Regions from separate parts of the Mus musculus genome. Here region 1 is linked to region 2. The links are chromatin loops, found by intact Hi-C in ENCODE. Cell type or tissue: gastrocnemius. All regions are shown on one strand. Each heading gives the region's core, and the rest is flanking DNA. Links, peaks and the distances in the headings are about the cores only. Region 1 has its middle 35 kb from the start of Asap2. Region 2 overlaps Asap2 (ArfGAP with SH3 domain, ankyrin repeat and PH domain 2).

Region 1 (2,919 bases), core at 129-2,628, 150 kb before region 2:
ACCATGGGCACTGCACTCAATTGAATTCATGTGTATACACACACCCACCCGGCTCATCTGGAACTGGAGTTACCATGGTTGTGAGCAGGTGCTGGGAATCAAACCTGGGTCCTCTGTAAGAAAAACAAGGACTTTCATTGATCCATCTCTCTTGTCCTGGAGAGCTTGTTGGTTTTTGTATGTTTGTCTGGATTTCTTGTTGTAGTCTTTGTGTTTGTTTTTTTGGTTGTGTGTTTGGTTAGTTAGTTGGATTTTGGTTTTTCAAGACAGGGTTTTTCTGTGTAGCCCTGGCTGTCTTGAAACTTGCTCTGTAGACCAGACTGGACTTGAACTCAGAGATATGTCTGCCTCTTCCCCACACTCCAAGTACTGGGAATAAAGGTGAGAGGGCAGCCACAACCATCACCACAGCCTGGCTGAAAAAGCTTGTCTTTTATCTGCATGCTCAGGTGCATTCTTTAGTTTTCTTAGTTTATTTAGTTTTCTTTAGGTTCTTTCATTTTCAGGTTAGACTTAACTTTCTGTCTTTAGGGCCCAGTCCCCTGAGGTGCCGGGAGTAAAGCCCTGCCAATGCAAGACATTTTTCAGTTGATTCACGATAAAACTAAACCATCTCTGTTCATCTGCTCCCCACCTCCTCGAGTTATTGCTGATCTCCCTGACACCCATACAGTCATGTGTGGATCCACGGAGGATAACCTCCCTCCAGTATTAGCTGAACACAGCTCTTCATGGTCCCCAAATGCCAATAAAAGCAACATCTAACTCACTGAACTACTTTGCTTCCTATTGCTGTGTTAAACGCTATGATCAGAAGCAACTTGGGGAGGAATGATTTCATTTCATTTGGCAGCTCACAGTCCATTATGAATGAAAAGAAGGCAGAAACTCAAGCAGGCCAGGGACCAAGAGGCAGGAATTGAAGCAGAGACCATGGAGGAGGGCTGCTTATGGTCTTGCTCCTCACAATGTGCTCAGCTTGCTTTTTTTAGAGACTATTTATTTTTAGCGTATGTATGTATGTATTTACTTATTGCTTGTCTGCATAAGATGTACATGCTATGTTCAAAGCAGCCACGAGAGGGCTCCAGATTCCCTGAAACTGGGTCAACAAATGGTCGTGAGCCACCATGGGGATTCTGGAAGTTGAAACCAGGTCCTCTAGAAGAGCAGCCAGTGTTAACCACTGAGCCATCTCTCCATCTCCTCAGATAGTATTTTTTATACACACCAGTCCCACTAATCACAGTGACTGGGCGTTCCCACACATCAATCATTAATCAATAGAATGTCTCATAGACTTGCCTACAGGCCATCTGATAGAGGCATTTTCTCAATTCAAGTTCTCGCTTCTTAGATGACTCTAATGTTAAGCTGACAAAACCACTAACCAGCACACCCCCTATCAAACACCTAAGAGAATCCATTTTGTTTTACAGGTAAGCAAGCTGGAACCCCTACAGGGTGTTGCAACTCACCCAGCAACTCACCACAGACTAAATATCGATGGATGTCAGTACCGCAGACCCTCTTGGTCCCTTATCTGCGTAGAATGAGTCTCTGATACAGGTGGGCAATGAGTTGACAGGAATTGACAGACAGACTCAACACAAGGGAGTGTGGATCTGAATGTAATTTGTCAAATCGAGCATCAAACGTTTTATACAGAAGAAAATAGGGGAGTTGGGTGACACACAAAGCAAGGTACAAAGAGGTTACTGGATTCTTACGCAAAACAGAGGAATACAAACACGGAAGAACTGGCAGGAACCAACTGGGGTAAAACTCATTGTTAACAACTGGGATCAAAGACAGCTCCCACTAAGGTCCACTTAATCTTAGAAGCCAGGGGCAAGGGCTTCATGCCCTTGCCATAGATCCTACTCTAGTCTACTGTGTAGTCCACCTTCCCCTAGGCCATTGTAAATACTTGTTTGTGTATGGGTGTAACTCAGCTACCTATAGTTCTAAGTATCTACTCTGGTTCCTCTTTAGGTCACAAATTTCCTTCTTCCCAGATAATGGTAAATTTCTGAGAAGGGCAGTGACTTAGCAAGGTCTGATCAAGGACTGCCTAGAATCTAACTTAGTTATATGTCAAAATATCAATCCTTAGGAGCACTTGTAATAAAGCAATATTAAGGGAAAGCACACAGATCCGTTTATCAACTAAAGCAAGGGCATTGGAGCATTCTTTATACAGGAAACTACAGTTCAAGGAGACCTAGTTTCCGTGAACTTTTCGCCTCAGGATAGCGCCCAGGTTTTCAGGACCTATTGGGCTGGTCACTACTGGAGTGGATGTAGCATGTCAGAATGCCAGAATGTGTGTCTGTGGTACGGCTGACATCTTCTATCTGTCCAGTTGTCTGTCCGGTCTATCTAGCCACCTTTTCTAAGGTCCAAATCACAAGTTTCTTCCAGGCTACAAGGACTCTCTCTGATCACTGATTTGAGTATCCAGACTGAATCTGTCTCTGTCAAACAAGGAAAAACTGTTGACAGTTCCCTGTGCCTGAGGATGTAATAAACTCTGTAAGCCGAGTCAGATCCACCTAGTGGGAAACTAAATAGCTCTCCCTGGCTCCTGTTTGAACCTGGGGCTCAGGCACAGGAATGCAAAGAGAGGCCCACCCCCATGTCCCTCCTCAGGTGCCCTACCTGGCTGTTTCCTTCCTTCTAACTCAGGAGCACTGCTCCCCAGTCCCTTACTTCTCTAATCTTCCTTCCGGAGTGAACACAGTCAACACAGATTTTCACACTAAGACACATGACTCCCAGCCCTGATGTGAGCTAAGATCAGTTGAGTAGAATGCTGAAGAATATTCATGAGGCCTGGCAGGATGTCTTTAGTGGATAAAAAGGCTTATTACCAAGCTTAATTGAACCTGTGGACAAATGTGGTTTGGGAGTTGAAGC
Region 2 (2,919 bases), core at 143-2,642:
CACTAGTTATGTTGAAAACCTGTCTCACCCACTACTCCTGCTTGGTCTTCAAGGGGCAAAATTAATTCCAGTCCTACCCAGTTTTCAACTCAGCAGATGTTCAAAGTATCTAATACCTCTGGGAACATCTGGTGGGAATGCTTTCTGCAGAGCTGCCGGGGCTTAAGCTCATGTAGAGACCTGAAATGCACGGGCTAAAGCTCTGATGCTAGTGCTGTCCTGAGAAGGTGGGAAGGGTCGGGGGTGGGGACTGGCTCATTTAGCACCCTATTCCCTCTGCCTCCTGACTAGTGGAGCAAATGCCATCAAATGTCCTTGATTTTAACATAGTTGTTGGGAAATCAAAGATGAACCCAATGCCAGGCCAAGAGACAGCAGGCCTGTGAGAATGTAGCTGCTCCCCAGGAGTCATCCTTCTCCTCACTGATCATTCTGTATTGAATCTGCTGAGAGGATGACAGGCTGGCTGGCTGCCTTGAGCTCCTGCCTGCAAGGCCCGCCCCCACTGTTATCTCCCGCTCCCAAACAGGGGCTTCCCATTCTGATCTAGAGGGAACGTGTTCCTCTAGGGGGATCTGTCTGCAGTAAAGCCAGCCCTTTGGGACCTGTCCAGTCTTGTGCCCTCAGGCACACTCTTGAGCCATTGTCTTTGAGCCACACAGGCACCCTAGGAAGGACTGTGGTTAGAATTATGAGATAACTTGGCCAGTCTCCCAGACAGGATAGAGCTCAGAGGGCCTTGGTGGCATGCCTTTCTACAGCCCCAAACGCTTCTCTTGTGGCAGAAGCTCATGGAAACTGCCCTGGTCTAGGTGGCTTTCCAGAGAGCCTGCAGAGAGGGCGTTATTATTGGGACACTTTGTACAGAATGACCTCCCATTTCTCCAGTGCCCAGTGGGATTACTGGCAGAATTAGTCAGCAGATGACAAAGCCACACCCAACCTGGCTGTAAAGTAGCTCAGTGTGGGCCCAGGACACTGACATGCCCTCCAGTCACAGCTTCCTGAGAACTCTGAGGTCCACTTGGCAAGCTCCCAGCTAGAACTGTGGACCTGCCCCTCTGGCCGTCTTCCTAGGAGGCTGGGTGGGGCTGTGAGGTGCCTGGGAGAAGAAGGTGGCCATGCCTCTTTGCTCACTTCAGTCTGCTGCAATCCAGTATTTGTCTAACTTGAAGTAGTTCTCTTTGCCTGTTCCTCTCTTTGGTGACAGATAGATTGTAAACAAGTGATGTCTGACTCCCCCTGGTGTTAAGATTTTAAAGAAACAAAACCTCTGCTCTGAGCCTCACTTGTGTCTGCACTTGACCCCTCTTGATACTTGGCCCCAATTAGACGGCCCATCAAGAGTCTTTCTAAGACAAGGAGTGAAAACTACTACTGCAGAGCTGTCTACTCATTATATTTTCAAAAGCATTTATTTGTGTGTGTGTGTGTGTGTGTGTGTGTGTGTGTGTGTGTGTGTGTATTTGCACATGTTCATGTGTTCGTGTATGTGTGTACATGTGCGTGTGTTTATGCATGTGTACCCGTGTGCATGCATGCGTGTGTGAGTGTGTGTGTGTGTGTATATGTCAGTACAATTTAGCCAGTATGTATTACTAGAGAAATCCGCATTGAGGAAGGACGCAGGCTTGGTGCTGTGAAATGGTACTCAGAATGTATCCATTTCCCACTCCTGTCCTTGTCCTGGTGCTCTGATCCCTCCAGGCCCCATGTCGCATTTAGATTATAGTTAGTCATGGCTCCTAGGGGTCCAGTTTCTACAGTCATCCCTTGCCCATGTTGACCTTTGTACGTTTTGAAGACTGCTGTCCAGTTTTGTTATGAGATGTCTGCCAAGCTAGGTTTCTCCTGTGGTACCTCAGGACTTAGCTGAGGTTGTTCATTTTGGCAAGAATAGCACAGAAATTAAGCTGCCCCTCATCCACCCCTCCTGGGAACACGGCCCCTGAAAGCACTTGTAAGACACTGCAAGTACCTGATGCACAGCGCGACACTTCCTCTTATACCGTTATTCATCTAGCTGTGCTTGTGACATAGGACTCTCAGGGTGTGGCTTTAGAATTTCTGATATAGTATTAGTTCTTTTCTAAGGAAGCCAGAAAATGTCTAAGATGTGTTTTCCAGAAAAGGCTCTTGTTCGTCAGGGGGCATTAGCCAAGCCTTTAGTCTTATCACTCAGGAAGCAGAGGCAGGCAAATCTCTTGTGAGTTCAAAGCTAGCCTGGTCTGCATAAAGAGACAGTACCTCAAAAAGTGAGATAGGGAAGGCTCTTATCAAAGGACTTGAACAGTTCCTTTTTGGGGATGTCTCTTTAAAGAGATTATAGAAATTCTCTGGAAATGGCATCTTTTAGACTAGAAAGGGGCAGGTTGTTAGATTTGTATTATAAAGTCACAATGACTGAAGTCAGCACACACATGCAAGCAGGCAGGCAGGCACACACACATGCATGGCACGCACATGTCCCAAGGGCTGCTTGGCTTTATACATTAATCTGGCAGAGAGCACACATTATTTATTCTTGAGGTAAATACACCCAGCTGCTCAGTGATAAGTCTCCCTTGCTGTGCAGATGACAGGACGTACCACTTCCAAGCGGAAGACGAACAAGAATGTCAGATGTAAGTGCTGTGGGTGGGGCTGGAAGCAGGGGTGGGAGTGGGTGTGTTCGCCCAGCTGACGCCCAGCACTGCTGCTGTTTGCCCAGATGGATGTCTGTACTGCAGAACAGCAAGGAAGAAGCTCTGAACAACGCCTTTAAGGGTGATGACAACACTGGAGAAAATAACATCGTCCAAGAGCTGACCAAGGAGATCATCTCGGAGGTGCAGAGGATGACGGGCAATGACGTGTGCTGCGACTGTGGGGCACCAGGTGACCCGGGACAGCCCCAACCCCAGCTCTAGGGCATTTGGA

Evidence for each region. A loop is a pair of places that touch in the nucleus more often than their neighbours do. Peaks named below come from ENCODE experiments on the same cell type or tissue, not always from the same donor. Only the 100,000 strongest peaks of a DNase experiment are listed, where the experiment ranks them.
Region 1: it touches region 2 in a loop (7-fold over the local background); 8 of 42 quality-filtered maps call a loop at or near these places.

Annotation. Positions count from the first base shown.
Region 1 is chr12:21,074,868-21,077,786 of GRCm38, forward strand. No RefSeq gene overlaps it. Among named protein-coding and RNA genes, the nearest start is that of Asap2, 35 kb to the right of the region's middle. In gastrocnemius, for the core only: a CTCF peak has its summit at 1,075 (motif pointing right); a DNase peak (open chromatin) is centred at 1,080.
Region 2 is chr12:21,226,664-21,229,582 of GRCm38, forward strand. It overlaps Asap2 (ArfGAP with SH3 domain, ankyrin repeat and PH domain 2), which reads left to right. Exons shown (of 29, transcript NM_001135192.1): 14 at 2,576-2,624; 15 at 2,711-2,877. Among named protein-coding and RNA genes, the nearest start is that of Gm40855, 23 kb to the right of the region's middle. In gastrocnemius, for the core only: a CTCF peak has its summit at 1,257 (motif pointing left); DNase peaks (open chromatin) are centred at 520, 745 and 1,019; H3K27ac peaks cover 1,268 bases.